Linked DNA regions of Homo sapiens: region 2 is linked to region 1. A link is a contact called in ENCODE Hi-C or POLR2A ChIA-PET data. All regions are on one chromosome and are shown on one strand. The core of a region is the stretch at or near the end of the contact, and the rest is flanking DNA. Distances in the headings are between cores, read along the strand shown. Region 1 holds the start of RIPOR1 (RHO family interacting cell polarization regulator 1). Region 2 holds the start of PLA2G15 (phospholipase A2 group XV).

The links. A loop is a pair of places that touch in the nucleus more often than their neighbours do. ChIA-PET counts read pairs that join two places held with the same protein, here RNA polymerase II (POLR2A). Pooled maps may share reads with other maps.
Region 2: a map of K562 shows a loop between it and region 1 (2.3-fold over the local background). The contact joins the promoter of PLA2G15 here to the promoter of RIPOR1 in region 1. A Hi-C loop is called at or near these places in 3 of 168 maps with a recorded cell type or tissue (CD8-positive, alpha-beta T cell, HCT116 and K562) and 10 of 50 pooled maps. POLR2A ChIA-PET finds 5 or more read pairs at or near these places in 3 of 52 experiments (Caco-2, PC-9 and naive thymus-derived CD8-positive, alpha-beta T cell).

The regions. Positions count from the first base shown.
Region 1 is chr16:67,525,847-67,533,023 of GRCh38, forward strand. It overlaps RIPOR1 (RHO family interacting cell polarization regulator 1), which reads left to right and starts at 2,983. Exons shown (of 22, transcript NM_024519.4): 1 at 2,983-3,068. It overlaps LOC100505942 (a long non-coding RNA gene), which reads right to left and starts at 2,899. Exons shown (of 2, transcript NR_104656.1): 1 at 2,471-2,899. RefSeq lists silencers at 2,940-3,049, 3,080-3,309, 4,310-4,589.
Region 2 is chr16:68,242,511-68,249,687 of GRCh38, forward strand. PLA2G15 (phospholipase A2 group XV) reads left to right here and starts at 2,863. Exons shown (of 6, transcript NM_012320.4): 1 at 2,863-3,043; 2 at 6,780-6,936. The coding sequence starts at 2,917. RefSeq lists enhancers at 1,669-2,207, 3,329-3,829 and a silencer at 2,683-2,912.

The DNA of each region.
Region 1 (7,177 bases), core at 1,733-4,232:
GTCTGCCCTTCCCAACGATGTGACAGTTTCTATGGGAAGTTCTTGCCTTCCCTGAGCTTCAGGTGTCTCCTCTTTGAAGTGGGTTTCAAGCTGTGTCCTCCCCTGTGCTTAGCTCACCAATTGTTAGGGAGAGGCTTTGAAAGCCACCAGGACCCTGTGACCCTCGGAGGGATGCTGCCCTTCCCTCGAGGCCCCTTGGATGTGGGGGAAGAGCCAGGTGAACTCCCAGGTGTTCCATTTAATCACTGCAGCGCCATCTGTGCCTGGTCTGGTGGTCACAGGCCTGGCCATGGACAAGGACAATAGGCAGTAATGGGTGCTCAGAGGACACAGGTTCCCTGGAGGAAGGGACATCTGAGCTGTTTTCCAAGTGGATGAGGGGGAGAAGCATCCTAGGCAGAAGGGAGGCTGGGAAAAAAGGCAGAGGCCAGAGGGTGGAGGCTGCATCCAGGGAGCTGCAGGCTGGGAGTGTAGTGGAAGCCAGATCACAGGGGCCGCAGAATAAGTGCAAGATAAGGAGGTGAGGTCATCTGAGGCCAGATCTCCTGGGCCTTGGAGGCCCTACCACATAGTATGGACTATCTTCTGGAGTGGGTGGGCATGGTAGGGGGAGGGAATTAATTCAAAAGATGTTAAGGAGAAAGAAGCAAGAGGACTGGGCAGCTAAAGGAAGGTGAGGGCAGGAGAGGGGGATGCCAAGGGCTCATGCATTTACACGTTCAGTTACTTGCTCATTCAACAAATATTTCTTGAACTCCCACTATGAGCCAGGCACCTTGATGATAAGGACTTCTGTGGTTCCTACCCGCACACTACTTAGAGACAACACAGTCAGGCAGGGTCAGGCCCATGAGCACACATGGTGTGCACACTGCTGCCTGGCCATGGTGAGCAGTATGAAAGGAGTCAATAGGAGGCTGGAACAGAGGGTGTCTGCAGAGAAAGTACTCAGAAGATGCCTGGCTGAGAGGTGACTTTAGGGGTGGGCAGAGGCCAATTGGTGCCAGCTTTGAGAACTCCAGAAAACCCCAGTCTCTAGCTCAGGTGGATGCCTGGGTAGACAGTGGTGCTTTGTAGGGATGGGGACAATGCTGAGGACTGGTGAGTCAACCAGAAAGCAGCCAGGGGCTCTGAAACAGGAGAGGGCTCTGGGCACAGAGGGAAGTTTGGGATGGTCAGCAGTGAATGGATGGGAGCCCTGAGACTGGATGATATTTTAGGGTAGGGTGAATAAAGAGAAGAACTCAGCCCCTGGAAGTCATGCCCAGGTTTAAGGACTTCAGAGAAAAGGGCACTGACCGGCCCAGTGGCTCATGCCTGTAATCCCAGCACTTTGAGAGGCCAAGGTGGGTGGATCGCTTGAGGCCAGGAGGTGGAGGCCAGCCTGGCCAACATGGTGAAACCCCATCTCTACCAAAAATATAAAAATTAGCCGGGACATCTCTACCAAAAATATAGAAATTAGAAGGCGGAGGTTGCAGTGAGCCGAGATCACGCCACTATACTCCAGCCTGGGCAACAGAGGGAGACTCCGTCCCCCAAAAAAAAACAAAAAAGAAAGAAAGAAAAGGGCACTACAAAGGAAGCCCAAGAGGAGGGGCTGGAGAGTGGAGAACTGTGAGGCAGAGGTGGCTCAAGCCTGTAATCCCAGTACTTTGGGAGGCCAAGGTGGGAGGATCGCTTGAGCCCAGTTAGAGACCAGTCTGAGCAACATGAAGAAAGCCCATCTCTAAAAAACCGACCAAACAGGCTGGGCGCGGTGGCTCATGCCTGTAATCCCAGCACTTTGGGAGGCCAAGGCGGGCAGATCACGAGGTCAGGAGATCGAGACCATCCTGGCTAACATGGTGAAACCCCATCTCTACCAAAAATACAAAAAATTAGCCGGGCGTGGTGTGGGCGCCTGTAGTCCCAGCTACTCGGGAGGCTGAGGCAGGAGAATGGCATGAACCTGGGAGGTGGAGCTTGCACTGCATTCCAGCCTGGGCGACAGTGACACTCTGTCTCAAAAAAAAAAAAAAAAAACCCGACCAAACAAAACCAAGCAAACAAGCAAAACACACAAAAAAACAGCCCTCAGGACTGGTGGGGGCGGGGTACAGATATTCAGGGACCTCTTACTGTCCCTGAAACCATTCCTGGGTAGGTCTGACATACATGAGGGCTGCGGGAGTGCAAGGCCTGGAGAAGCCTCAGGGGTGTCCAGGTTGGAAGGGCCAGGGGTGTCTGATTGATGGGAGGAGCGGGGGAGTGGAACTGGCCCTTTGACCCCAACATGGGGTCGACTCTCAGCCCCACCTTTACCGACTGTGTGGAGGGCCAGCATTCTAGCCCCGGCTTTGGAAAGGACTGGGTTGCCCAACACATGGCCCTGTACCCGGACCCTGCCAGCGTCCCCACCCCAAGACTGCCCGAAAACCAGTACCCAATGAGTGGGGAATGCATGACCCGGCTATGAGCCTGGACTTACCAGCCAGACAGTGGCAGAAAGGGCGGCCTGCCTCTACAGCGACGCTGAGGCTGGCTGAAATGGCAGGGCTGAAGGGCAGCGTCTGGACCCAGAAGGTGCCAGGCGGCTTCTGGACTCCCCAAGGCCTTCACAACAGCCCTGGATCCTTTCCACCAACCAGCCTAAGCCAGCAGTAGCAGCTCCAGGACCTGTTTCAGGTGGTCACGGACAGGGGGCCCGCAAGGTCTCCAGAGCCCGAGGGATCTGGGGAGGGGACAAGCAGGCGGGGCTCCCTGGCGCTCACCGTTTTAGGGTCTGCGTGAGAAAGCCTCCCTCACATCCCCCAGGGTCTGCCCTCCCTGCAAGCTGGTGGGCTGCGTGGGCCACCGGCCTGCCCCGTTATCCGAGAGGGCGGAGCGAGCCGTGGGCGCCTCTAGGGGTGCGGGAGCCGCGGGAGCGCAGGGGGTGGGGCCCGGCGGGCCAGGGGAGGGGCGGCGGGGCGGCGGGCGGAGGGAGGGGCCGGCGCCTGCGGCGGCGACAGCGGCAGCTGCGGCGCGACCAGGCCGGGCACCTCCGAGCGCAAGGACAGCGCGAGGTCCGCGCAGCCCAGCGCAGCCATGTGAGTGTCCCGCGCCGTTTCCGGGGCTGCAGGCCGGGCGGGGAGCAGGCGCGGAGGTTCTGGTGCCCCCCCGCCGGCGCCGCCCGGTGGGTCCGGGATCTGCGGCTCTGTCCCGCCTCACCCCATCTCCCGGACCCCGGCCGCGCCTTGTCTTTCCTCCCCTCCCCCCGGGCGTGGAGAACGCAGCTTCTCCCACAAAAGCCGCCGCCTCCGGGCCTGCAGAGCCTGGCGCTGCTGCCTTCCTCCCACGGCAAGGCCCTGGCGGCCGGTGCCCCGGGGCGCTGGGATGGGCCAGGCCAGAGAGCGGGCTCAAGGCGCCAGCCTGGGCCCTGGCACGCGCGCTCCCTGGGAGCCCTTGCTGCCTTCGCCGCAGGGGAGGCTGGGCTGGAAATGGGGAGGGGGCGACGAAGGGTGCGGGCCGGCCTAGGAGCTGAGCTAATCCTCCTAGCTCTAGGGGCCGGCCTAAGCGGCTTTGTGGCCGGCCCCGAGGTGACCGAGCCTGGGCTGGAGCCGGGCTCTCCGCCCAAACCTGGCGTAGCCGAAGCCGGAGAGGATCGTCCTTGTCGGGGAACGGAGCTTTTCCCTGGAAATGGAGGTTGGCGCAAGGTTCCTGCAACAGCCGGGCCTGGGCTCTCTGCAGAACTGGTTTGGGCAAGGGGCTGCTCACCAGGGCTAGAGGTCGGATTCAGTCCAGATTCAGCACCCTTTGTCCTCCTCTCCAGGGTGAGCCCTGAGTCCGGCCTCCCCTACAGACCCTCCCCAGCCAGTTCTAACGTGTGTCCAGGCTGGCCGCCCCAGCACCTACTGTGCGCAGCCTCGTGTAACAATACTTGTGCCCTGGCTGCAGTCTGCGGGGCCGCGCCCTGGGCCTGCCGCATTCGGCCAACGCACAGCATCTGAGGAGGGTTATGACCATCTGGCAGATGCAGAAACAGGCCCAGAGAGGTTAGTAGTATTCTCAAGGTCACACAGCTGGTTTGGGAGAAGCGAGGATTAGATCTGAGTCCTTGCCCCTGCGACACCCACCTCCGTGGTATTGGAGGGAGGAGAGGAATGATAATTGGGGGCTGAGGTACAAAATACTCCAGCGGGACAAGGAGGACTGGCATAGCTCCTTCTTCCACCGCCCTCTCCGGCTTGGGTCCTGTGACTGCGGCGGGAGAGAGGAGCAAGGTGAGCCGCCCCAGGGGTCTGGGTTTGGGTGCGGGTGAGGGGAGGACTCAGGACTCTGGGCTGGGTCCCGCTTGAGAGAAGCGGGCGGGGAGGGCGCGGGTGAGTCACGGCGGCCCCTCTGCGTCGCCGCTCGGACTCAGCCCTGGCCAGGCCCGGCCCGGGGGAGGCCGCCTGGCTCCCAGCGCGCGGCCAGGGAATGTAACCAGCTGACCAGGGAGGGGGCCGGCAGGAAGTGAGGCCACCCGACAGCCTCCGCCCGGTTCCGGGGTGGGGGGTCCGGGGCTGTGCCGCTCCCCCTCCCTCCTATACGCTTGGGCAGCTGCGAGATGACGTCAGCCGCCGGGTTTGGGGGCAGTTGCCATGGAGACAAGGACAGGCTCAGAAGGGACCCCCTTCTCCCTTGCAGCCGCCCCTTGCCCAGGTTATTTTTAGCCTCTGTTTACCTCGGTCGGGGCGGCCCCGGGGTGGGGCGGGGCTAGACCCGGGGACTCCCAGAGAGGCAGCTGGCCTGGCACAGTGCTGAGATGGGCAGCCCAGGTGGTGGGATATTCCGCCGCACCCGGGTGTGCCAGTCTTGGTGTGTAGGAAGTATAGCGGGGCTGCAAGATCTGGGGCCATGCGGACAGGTCAGGGCTCCTCCACTCACGGCCATCCTGACCTGGCTGTGCTGCAAGCCCCATAACCTTTGGAACCTTGGATCTGGGTTATTTCCCATCCTGGGAACAGACTATAGGGCTGACATGAGCCCAGAGAGTCCCCTGGTTCTTATCAGCCAGTCCCCCACCAGTTGAGGTGGCCCTTCTGCCTTAGCTCAAGGGGTTCAGCTCTTTCCCTACCTGCTCTCACCCAGCAAGGGCAATCTTGCCCGCCCATCTCCCGAAGCGGTCACTCAGATGGACATTATGATGGTCATTTGTACCAACAGTTAGACATCCTAGTTCCTATGGGACTCGGGGGATGGTGGCAGCAGAGGGCCAACCAGAGAGAGAAAAGTGATGGAACAGTCAGCGGTTTCCAAGTCCAGAATCCCAGGGGATCCCCACCCTGCACCATCCCAGGGAGCAGAGCCCCACTTGCTGATGGTATACGATACCATCAGCCAGTGGGAAGGGAGAGGGAGGATTGCATGTCGGGTAGGGGAGTTGGGGTGGACATAGACTTAAAATCCTCCCCACCAACAAACAGCTCAGGACCTGCTGTTCCTGTGTCTAGGCAGCCCAGCTTCCCCCACTGTTCCCCCCCTTCATCTCCCAGGTGCTACAGGACCCCCAGAGCGCTGTGGTGAGCCAAGCAGATATGCCCCAGGTCTCACAAGGTTCAGTCTGGTGGGAAGACAGGCCCTAAAGGAGAACTGACAACTGGGTTATGTGGTCTCGGGGTTCAGAGGGAGGAAGTCAAAAAGGGGGAACCAACCCAGGGCCTGCTTCCTGGAGGAAGAAGTCATAGGGTAGACTTGAGGAAGGAGAGGGACTTGGGGCTGAGTAGTGGGAAGAAGGAATAGGAGCGATGGGGGCTGCCGGTCAGATTCTGAAGAACCTTGCAGGTATTGAGAGAGGGTCTCAGTTGCTGGAACAGAGAAAGCAGGGGACTGGGAGGAGAGGAGTGGTTGAAAGAATGTGAGGGACAGGACAAATCCTGAAGGGCCTACGTGGGTCATGTTAGAGAGTCTGGGCTTTCTCCCTGGGACAAGAGTGGCTGTGGCTATTTCACATCAGTCTGAATAGAGTGATATTAAAGATTTAGAGTCCTGGGGTCAGACAGCCTGGGTTTGAATCATGGTCTTGACACTTACCACCTGTGTGACTGTTTTGTTTTGTTTTTTGAGACAGAGTCTCGCTCTGTCGCCCAGGCTGGAGTGTAGTGGTGAGATCTTGGCTCACTGCAAGCTCCACCTCCCGGGCTCATGCCATTCTCCCACCTCAGCCTACTGAGTAGCTGGGACTACAGGCGCCAGCCACCACGCCCAGCTAATTTTTTTTTTTTTTGTATATTTAGTAGATATGGGGTTTCACCGTGTTAGCCAGGATGGTCTTGATCTCCTGACCTCATGATCCGCCCTCCTCAGCCTCCCAAAGTGCTGGGATTACAGGCGTGAGCCACCGCACCCGGCCGTGTGACTGTTAAAAATAATAGCAGTTAGTATTTGTTGTGTGTTCACAGTTAGATGTTAGCTAGGCATGGTGGTGCATGCCTGTGGTTCCAGCTACTTAAGAGGCTAAGGCAGTAAGATTGCTTGAGCCCAGGAGTTCAAGGCTGCAGTGAGCTATGAACGCACCACTGCACTGAAACTGATCGCTTGAGCCCAGGAGTTCAAGGCTGCAGTGAGCTATGAACACACCACTGCACTGAGACCTGGGTGACAGCGTGAGACCTCGTCTTAAAAAAAAAAAAATTAGGTATAGTGAGTCCACCTCAACGTCCCTACCCCACATACAATTCTCCCTTCCCCAAACACTTCCTATAGAGGGACATCCTCATGAGAGGAGATCTCATTTCATCCTCCCAGCAGCCTTGGGAAATAGCTGTTGTTATTATTATTATTGTCCTCTTTTTACAGATGGGTGTCTGAAGCCCAAAAGGCTGAATAAGTGTCTTGCCCAAGGTCACACAGCCTCAGGTTTCTCAGGTGCGAAGTGGAGCTAATAGGACTTACCCCATAAGGCTGTTGCCAGGATTAAATGAGATGATGTTTGCTAAGCTCAATGCCTGGCATATAGAATGCTCTCAATAAAGGACAGTTTTTGGCACTGTCAAGTGGCTACAATTTTAAGGTCAGTGTTGTTACTGAATAATGAATGGATGATTGCAGGTTAGAGTGGAGACAGGAGGTCCCTCAGGAAGGTTCTAGCTCATCAGAAGCCCAGCTGTAGGGCTCGAGGGGAGAGTTGGTGATGGCTTGGACCTGAATTCTGGCTATAGGGGTAGAGGTGAGGGGG
Region 2 (7,177 bases), core at 1,613-4,112, 720 kb after region 1:
CCCATCTAATGAGAATTTATGGTTTGTAGGGCAAACCATACAATTTGAGATAGTAATTTGAGCAATATTAAAAAAAAAAAATCAGGGCCGGGTGTGATGGCTCATACCTGTAATCCCAGCACTTTGGGAGACCTAGGTGGGTGGATCACCTGAGGTCAGGAGTTCAAGACCAGCCTGGCCAACATGGCGAAATCCCGTCTCTACTAAAAAATACAAAAATCAGCTGGGCGTGGTGGCGGGTGCCTGTAATCCCAGCTATTCAGGAGGCTGAGGCAGGAGAATCGCTTGAACCCAGGAGGCAGAGGTTGCAGTGAGCCGGGATCACGCCACTGCTCTCCAGCCTGGGTGACAGAGCAAAACTCTGTCTCAAAAAAAAAAAAAAAAAGGTGTCAGCCTGGCATGTGGAGAACGACCCACAGGAACGAGGGCGTGCATTGGGACATCAGTGACGAGGCTGTTGTGGGAATAGGGTAGTGTGGTTTGGGGAGTGTAGAGCTGGCAAGCCCTTATGACCACCTGAGTTGTGGTTCTGAGAAGCATGGAAGCATCCAGAGCTCAGGATGATGCCAAGTCTGCAGCCTGGGGGATCAGGTGGATGGCAGAGTCATTGTGAAAAGGGAGGACCCTCACTTTCTGACCCTTCTCCACAGTGCCAGCATGGGTCATTGCTGACCAGGCCTTGCCATCCTGCCCCTAATGGCTGTGGTTCCTAACACATGCAGGGCCTGTGGGGTTGAAGCACCAAGGAACCCCTCTTGAGGACAGGGCTACCCTTCCAGGGGCCCATGGTCACCGGATGCTGCTGGGCTGGCAAGACATTTAGACTGTGGCCAGAGTCCAAGGTGGCCCAGCACCTCTTGATCCTTCTCTTCCTCCACATAACCTTTGACTGGACTTCTGCCCGTCCCTAGGCCTGCAGAAGAGTCTCTGGTCTCCCACGCTGGGTTTTCACCAGATGGGTCTTCACTGATCTTCTGTTGGGTCACGGGTGAAGGTGGGGGAGGCAGGGGCTTTGGGAGTGGGAGTTCTGAGCCAGGGCCTTAGCGGGAGATGGCTGGACCTTAAGAGAGGGTGGGGCTGGTCACAGTGGCACACATCTGTAATCTCAGCACTTTGGGAGGCTGAGGCAGGTGGATCACTTAAGGCCAGGAGTTCAAGACTGGCCTGGGCAACATAGTGAGACCCCAACTCTACAAAAAATAAAAAACTAGCTGAGCTTGGAGGTGTACACTTGTAGTCCCAGCTACTCAGGAGGCTGAGGTGGGAAGGATTGCTTGAGCCTGAGAGGTCAAGGATGCAGTGAGCCGTGATTGTGCTACTGCACTTGGGTGACAGAGAGACCCTTTCTCAAAAAAAAAAAAAAAAAAAAAAAAAAAAGGAAAGAAAAGAAAAAGGGGCCGGGCACAGTAGCTCACGCCTGTAATCCCAGCACTTTGGGAGGCCGAGGCAGGTGGATCACCTGAGGTTGGGAGTTCAAGACCAGCCTGACTAACATGGAGAAACCCCGTCTCTACTAAAAATACAAAATTAGCCAGGGTGGTGGCGCATGCCTGCAATCCCAGCTACTCGGGAGGCTGAGGCAGGAGAATTGCTTGAATCCGGGAGACGGAGGTTACGGTGAGCCAAGATTGCACCATTGCACTCCAGCCTGGGCAACAAGAGCGAAACTCTGTCTCAAAAAAAAAAAAAAAAAGAAAAAGAAAAAGAAAAAAGAAAGAGGGAGGGTGGTGGTAGCCCAGTCACCAACATGTTTCACTATAAGAACTCGAGAAGGGCAGGGCAAGATAGTGGCTTCATAGCCAGGTCAGCTGCTTACCAAGAAGAAGGAAGGAAGGGGCAGGACAAATTTCTTGGGACCAGGTGGGATGACCAGGGTGCAGCTGCCCCTTCGAAGGGGTGGGTGTGTGGAGGATCAAGACCTCTATTTCCCAAATACTCTCGTCCCTCTATCCCACAGTGACCTATGGTGCTGGCATATAACCAGCTGTCAGGTCTTTGCCCACTCTGTTCGCCCCTGCTTCCTGGCGCAGGGAGTCCATGTCCTCTCTGGTTCCCCAGGTTTGCGAGAGTGGAGGGGGACCACGAGCTCCCGATGCCTCTCCTGCTCTGCAGGGGAACTTGCAGATGGCCCATGGCGCAGGGTCGAGACTCAAGCCCACTCCCAACCCCGCGCCCGAACTGCCCGGACTGGCGGGGTGACGCTGCACTCTGCGCCCCTAAAACGAACAGATTAACCCCTCTCTTGGGAACTGAACATGCTGACCTGGCCTCTCCCGGTTCCCCCCGCATCTGTAACCCCGGGGCAGAGTTACAGGGGCTGACTGGCCGCACCCAGGTGCCCTCGGGGCAGGGTGTGCTAAGAATTGGTGTGGGGGCTGCACAAAGGTCCTGGTCAGCTCCTGGTCACCTGAGGCCCAAGAACTGTCCGGGACTCACTTCCTCTCTTCTTGCTTTAACCGGGGTCGCTCAGCAGCGGCCAGCGCTGCACCCCTTATCCTCTCCCGGTCTTGTCCGTTCCAGATCCTCCAGGTCAGGGGGTCGCCAAGTGAGAGCTGCGCAGCGTGGATTTCGGGTACCCAGGGCTGGGCGGGGTACAGCAGCGGCGAGCTGGGTTCCCGGGTGGGCGACTGACAGCCCGGAGCCAGGCGATACCTCGATCCATCGATGCGCTCGGCGCTCAGCGTGGTCCAGGAAGCAGGGGGTTGGGCAAGGGCGGGGCGGCGACCTCCGACTGGGAGGGGCGTATATGGCGGCGAGTCCCTATTGGCCAGCCATTTGCGGGAGGCGGGCCCTGATTGGCCGGGGGGATGCGGGGGATGCGGGCGGCGGGGTTAAGCGCGTCGCCACCGCCCCCGCCTAGGCGAGAGCCCAGAGAGCTGAACCTGCATCCCGGACCTGCGGCGACCGTCGTACACCATGGGCCTCCACCTCCGCCCCTACCGTGTGGGGCTGCTCCCGGATGGCCTCCTGTTCCTCTTGCTGCTGCTAATGCTGCTCGCGGACCCAGCGCTCCCGGCCGGACGTCACCCCCCAGTGGTGCTGGGTGAGGCACGGGTCTCGTGGTGGATCTGTCGGTCGGGCGGGACGGGCCGCGGGCGGGGCTGCCTTCCCGGTCTGCTTCTGTTCCAGTCACGAAATGGGGGAGCGTATTGGTATCTGTCTTGTCACTTAGGTGATCTAGATCTGCCGGCTCACCTCCCGCCATGCTGGGCGCGGGTGTGGTCAGCTCCCCACCTCCTGTCCTGGTAGAAAATGGGGGTGAGTGGGAGAGTTACCATCTGGTTATTCATAGTTCCACCTGTCCGCATCATTCCCAAGCCTTGCCTCCCCTTATCCCATTTTTAAGCTGGAAAGACAGGTGCTTCAGCCCCACTCCTGAGGGATGGTGGGGGTGTGTAGAGTGGCTCCTGAGTTGACTTCTGCATCGACCTGGGCCTGGTTAGGAGGCTGTCACCCTCGACCCCTCCAATGCCACATATGCCAGAAGGCATTGCTGAAAGGAACCTCCTTAGGGAAAGGATTGCTGTCCTAGCTGGCCACCAACTCCCACAACTTATCAGATGTGTGGCATTGCCTGAGGGAAAAGGCCTAAGGGAAACTGAAGACAACTGAAGTCAGGGGAAAGGGTTGGGACAATGGCCATGAACCTGTGTCAGGCAACATGCTTGTACTCTTACCCTGCCACACATGCTTGGACTAGACTATGTGGAGGCTCGGTGACCTCCCCTGCTCACCCCGCTCCTTGATCACAACCCTGGCAACTCTACAACGGCCACTGTATTTCCTTGCAGGGATGGGCAGGGATGAGACCTCTGTCTGGGGGGCCTTGGGTGCCTCATTGAGGCCGTCACTCCCATCCAGAGCTGGTGTGTCCGTGGCCAGCCAGGATTCCTGAAAGCAGAGGCATCTGAGGCATGAATTACACGTGGAGTCTAGTGCAGCATGATCTCCATGCTCTTTCTGCTGAGAGTACTTTAAATGGGGACGATGCAAATCACAGAAGGGTAGAGTTGGCAGGTAGGGTGGTGCCAGGCAGGCCCCACCAGGAGTTCCCAGCCAGGAAAAGCTCCAGGGGGATACTAGGCCCAGGTTCACCATGGGATTTGGGCAGACTTGGCCCTGCCTCCCCAAAGCTTGCAGGATAGGAATAACAGTGATCCCCAGAGAGGAAGTCTGTGTGGGGCAAGCACAGAGAATCCACCAACCCAGCCTGGATGGGTGGGTGTCAAGTAAGGCTTCCTGGAGTATATAGCTGGAGCTAAGGCCAGGAGAGAGTAATGGGTCGGGGAGAGACGTGAGCATCTCAGGCTGCCTGGGATCGAGTCACAGGAGGAGTGGACTGCACAGGACTTGTGACTGGTTGGGTCATCTGAACTTTATCTTGAGGGCCTCAGGGAGTCCTGGGTTGGCCTGCAGAGTTCTAAGTCTGAGGGGCGTGGCATTAGGAAGCATGTGGTCTGTGGCACACAAAATGGCACATAGCCATTTTGCCTGGATTGATGCTAACCGCACTCATCAATTCAGTCAGTCTGTTTATCCTTGGTCACAGCAGAAGAGCCTCAGACCCCACCCAGAATCACAGAGCAGCAGGAGTCCTAACATGCCCAGCTTCTCAGGGAGTGAGGCTGCTGGCCTTAGCCCTGGGAGACCTCACGGTGGGCAGTTGGATAAGCAGCTCCTGGGCACAGAGCAGGGATCTGACCTTGACTGTCAGAAGATCAGAATCCTCTAGGGGTGGATCCTGAAATGGTGGTGGAGGAAAGAGAGACCAGCGATGTGATACAGAAGACCCTGGGCAAGGGGAAGGGACCATAGGCAAGGCCATTTCCACCTCTTGCAGCCTCAGTCTCCCCATCTGTTAAGTGGAAATAGTAAGGCTGTCCCCTCCCAGTGTTACTTGAGGTGAAAGGCATGTGGATGGCTCTTTTCCTAGTTCCAGGCGCAGATGGGCTCAGGAAGTGGCCACTGCTATTTTTAGGGGCCACACAGCCTGACCAGGGTAAGGAGCATCTGAGCAAAGCAGATCTGGTGACTTCCTCTTTTACCATTTCCCCTTTGGTAGAGACAGTGACCAGGGTCTCTGCCCTGCCCTGCCCAGTCCACAGGCATGTCATCCAGAGGCTGTCATGACAGGGACTCCCTCCCTCTGCACCCATACCATGAAGGGAGGTGAAGGCATGTGCCGCCCCTGCCTCTCATGGCACCCTGAAGACACTGGGATGGTGCCCAGGGAGGGCACGCCCTGTTCAGGGTGGATTTACGGTCAGTTCCCAGTGAATGTCCAGGAGAGCCAAGTGCTGGTTTTTCACTCAATGATCATGGACCCTAAACGGGGATGTGTTTGGGAAGTGGCGAGAGCATGGCATGTGGGGGCAGGTGAGGCCCGAAAGGTCAATGGGAGTAACGAGACTGTGAAGGGCTTTGACGCAGTGGGGAGGGATTTGGGTGTCACCAGGGCCCCAGAGTTCTGAGTACACTGAATAGGATGGCTGGGATGGAGAGAAGTCACCCTAGGGCCTGGACTGTGGTGATAATGGTGCTGGTTCAGGGTGGCTGTTTCCAATACGGGCTCCCAGCCATGCTAGGGCCCTCCAGATGATCTGCTCTCTGGCACCTTACTGGACTCTGGCCTTTAGTAAGGCCTGGGCCCTTGGTAGGCTGGCGGGTGCCAATGTAAGCTTCTCTCAGCTGTGTTTCTGTTCATTTCCCTCCCACCAGCCTGTCCTGCATACTTTGTCTGGTTGAATTTTAGCTGAGTGGCCCAGGGCTCTGTTCTGTTTCCTTCTTCCTCTCTCAGGGCGAACAGGACCCTGTCTTCTATGTAGCCTGGGATAGCTATGGGTGGAAGACTTTTGGGTTCAAGCCTCCAGGGTATATATCTTTTTTTTTTTTTGAGACCGGGTCTTGCTCTGTCACCCAGGCTGGAGGGCAATGGCACGATTTTGGCTCACTGCAACCTCTGCCTCCCGGGTTCAAGCAATTCTCCTGTCTTAGGCTCCTGAGTAGCTGGGATTACAGGTGTGTGCCACCACACCAAGGTAATTTTTTGTATTTTTAGTAGAGATGGGCTTTCACCATATTGGCCAAGCTGGTCTTGAACTCCTGACCGCAAGTGATCCACTCACCTCGGCCTCCCAAAGTGCTGGGATTACAGGCATGAGCCCCTGCGCCCTGCCTCGAAGGTATATATCTAATGACAAGGGCCTTGGCCAAACTTTGGAGGTTCTGGAATGCAAAGGGGTCTCCAAGCCCCTCCTCCCAGGCAGAGCTCCCATCGGGGTCCATTAACCATAGAAACCATGTGTAGAGGTGTGTCTGTGTTTGCTGGGGGTGATTCAGACCAAGATCTCATTTAACAGATACGGAAACTGAGGCCTAGTGTGGGGAGTGACTTCACCCTGAACCCCCTTCCAATAATCTGAATGGCCCAGGAGGATGTTCCAGTGAAAATCCAGGAGACTTACTTTATCTGGAGTTGGAGACAATGTTAGGGCCCTTCCCCAAACATGTCAGGCCTCTCCCAAGCCCCCCACAGGCATCTCTGCACCACACAGCAGTAGCAGCTTTTCTGCACAAAGATGGTTCCCTGGCCTTTGGGTCAAGGTCCCTGCTCTCTGAATTTCCTGCCACCAGCACTGTGCTTTAATTTGAGATGTGGAACTGCACAGGTCTGCCATATTATCTGTGGCTCTTCAGGGGGTCTGCTGCAGACATCAAAGTTCTTGGGAGTCTTGAACCTGCCGGGCTGAGGGCTCACACATGTCCTGTGCCCCCTGCAGTCCCTGGTGATTTGGGTAACCAACTGGAAGCCAAGCTGGACAAGCCGACAGTGGTGCACTACCTCTGCTCCAAGAAGACCGAAAGCTACTTCACAATCTGGCTGAACCTGGAACTGCTGCTGCCTGTCATCATTGACTGCTGGATTGACAATATCAGGTGGGGGCTGGGGCACACAGAGGGGGGTGCTGCTCACCAACAGTGCCTGAGAGGCCTCCAGAGTCTGTTCCTTCTATCCTCATCTCGAGGTCACTGACCTCTCTCCTTCCCCAGGTCCTCGGTCTGGTCTGGTCTGGTCTGGTTGGCACCACCTCTGCACTCCCAGGCAGAACTAACTTTCCCTTCCTGCTGCCCTTGTTCCTCTACTCTCCAGTCCTGGCCTCTCATGCCTACACACAAT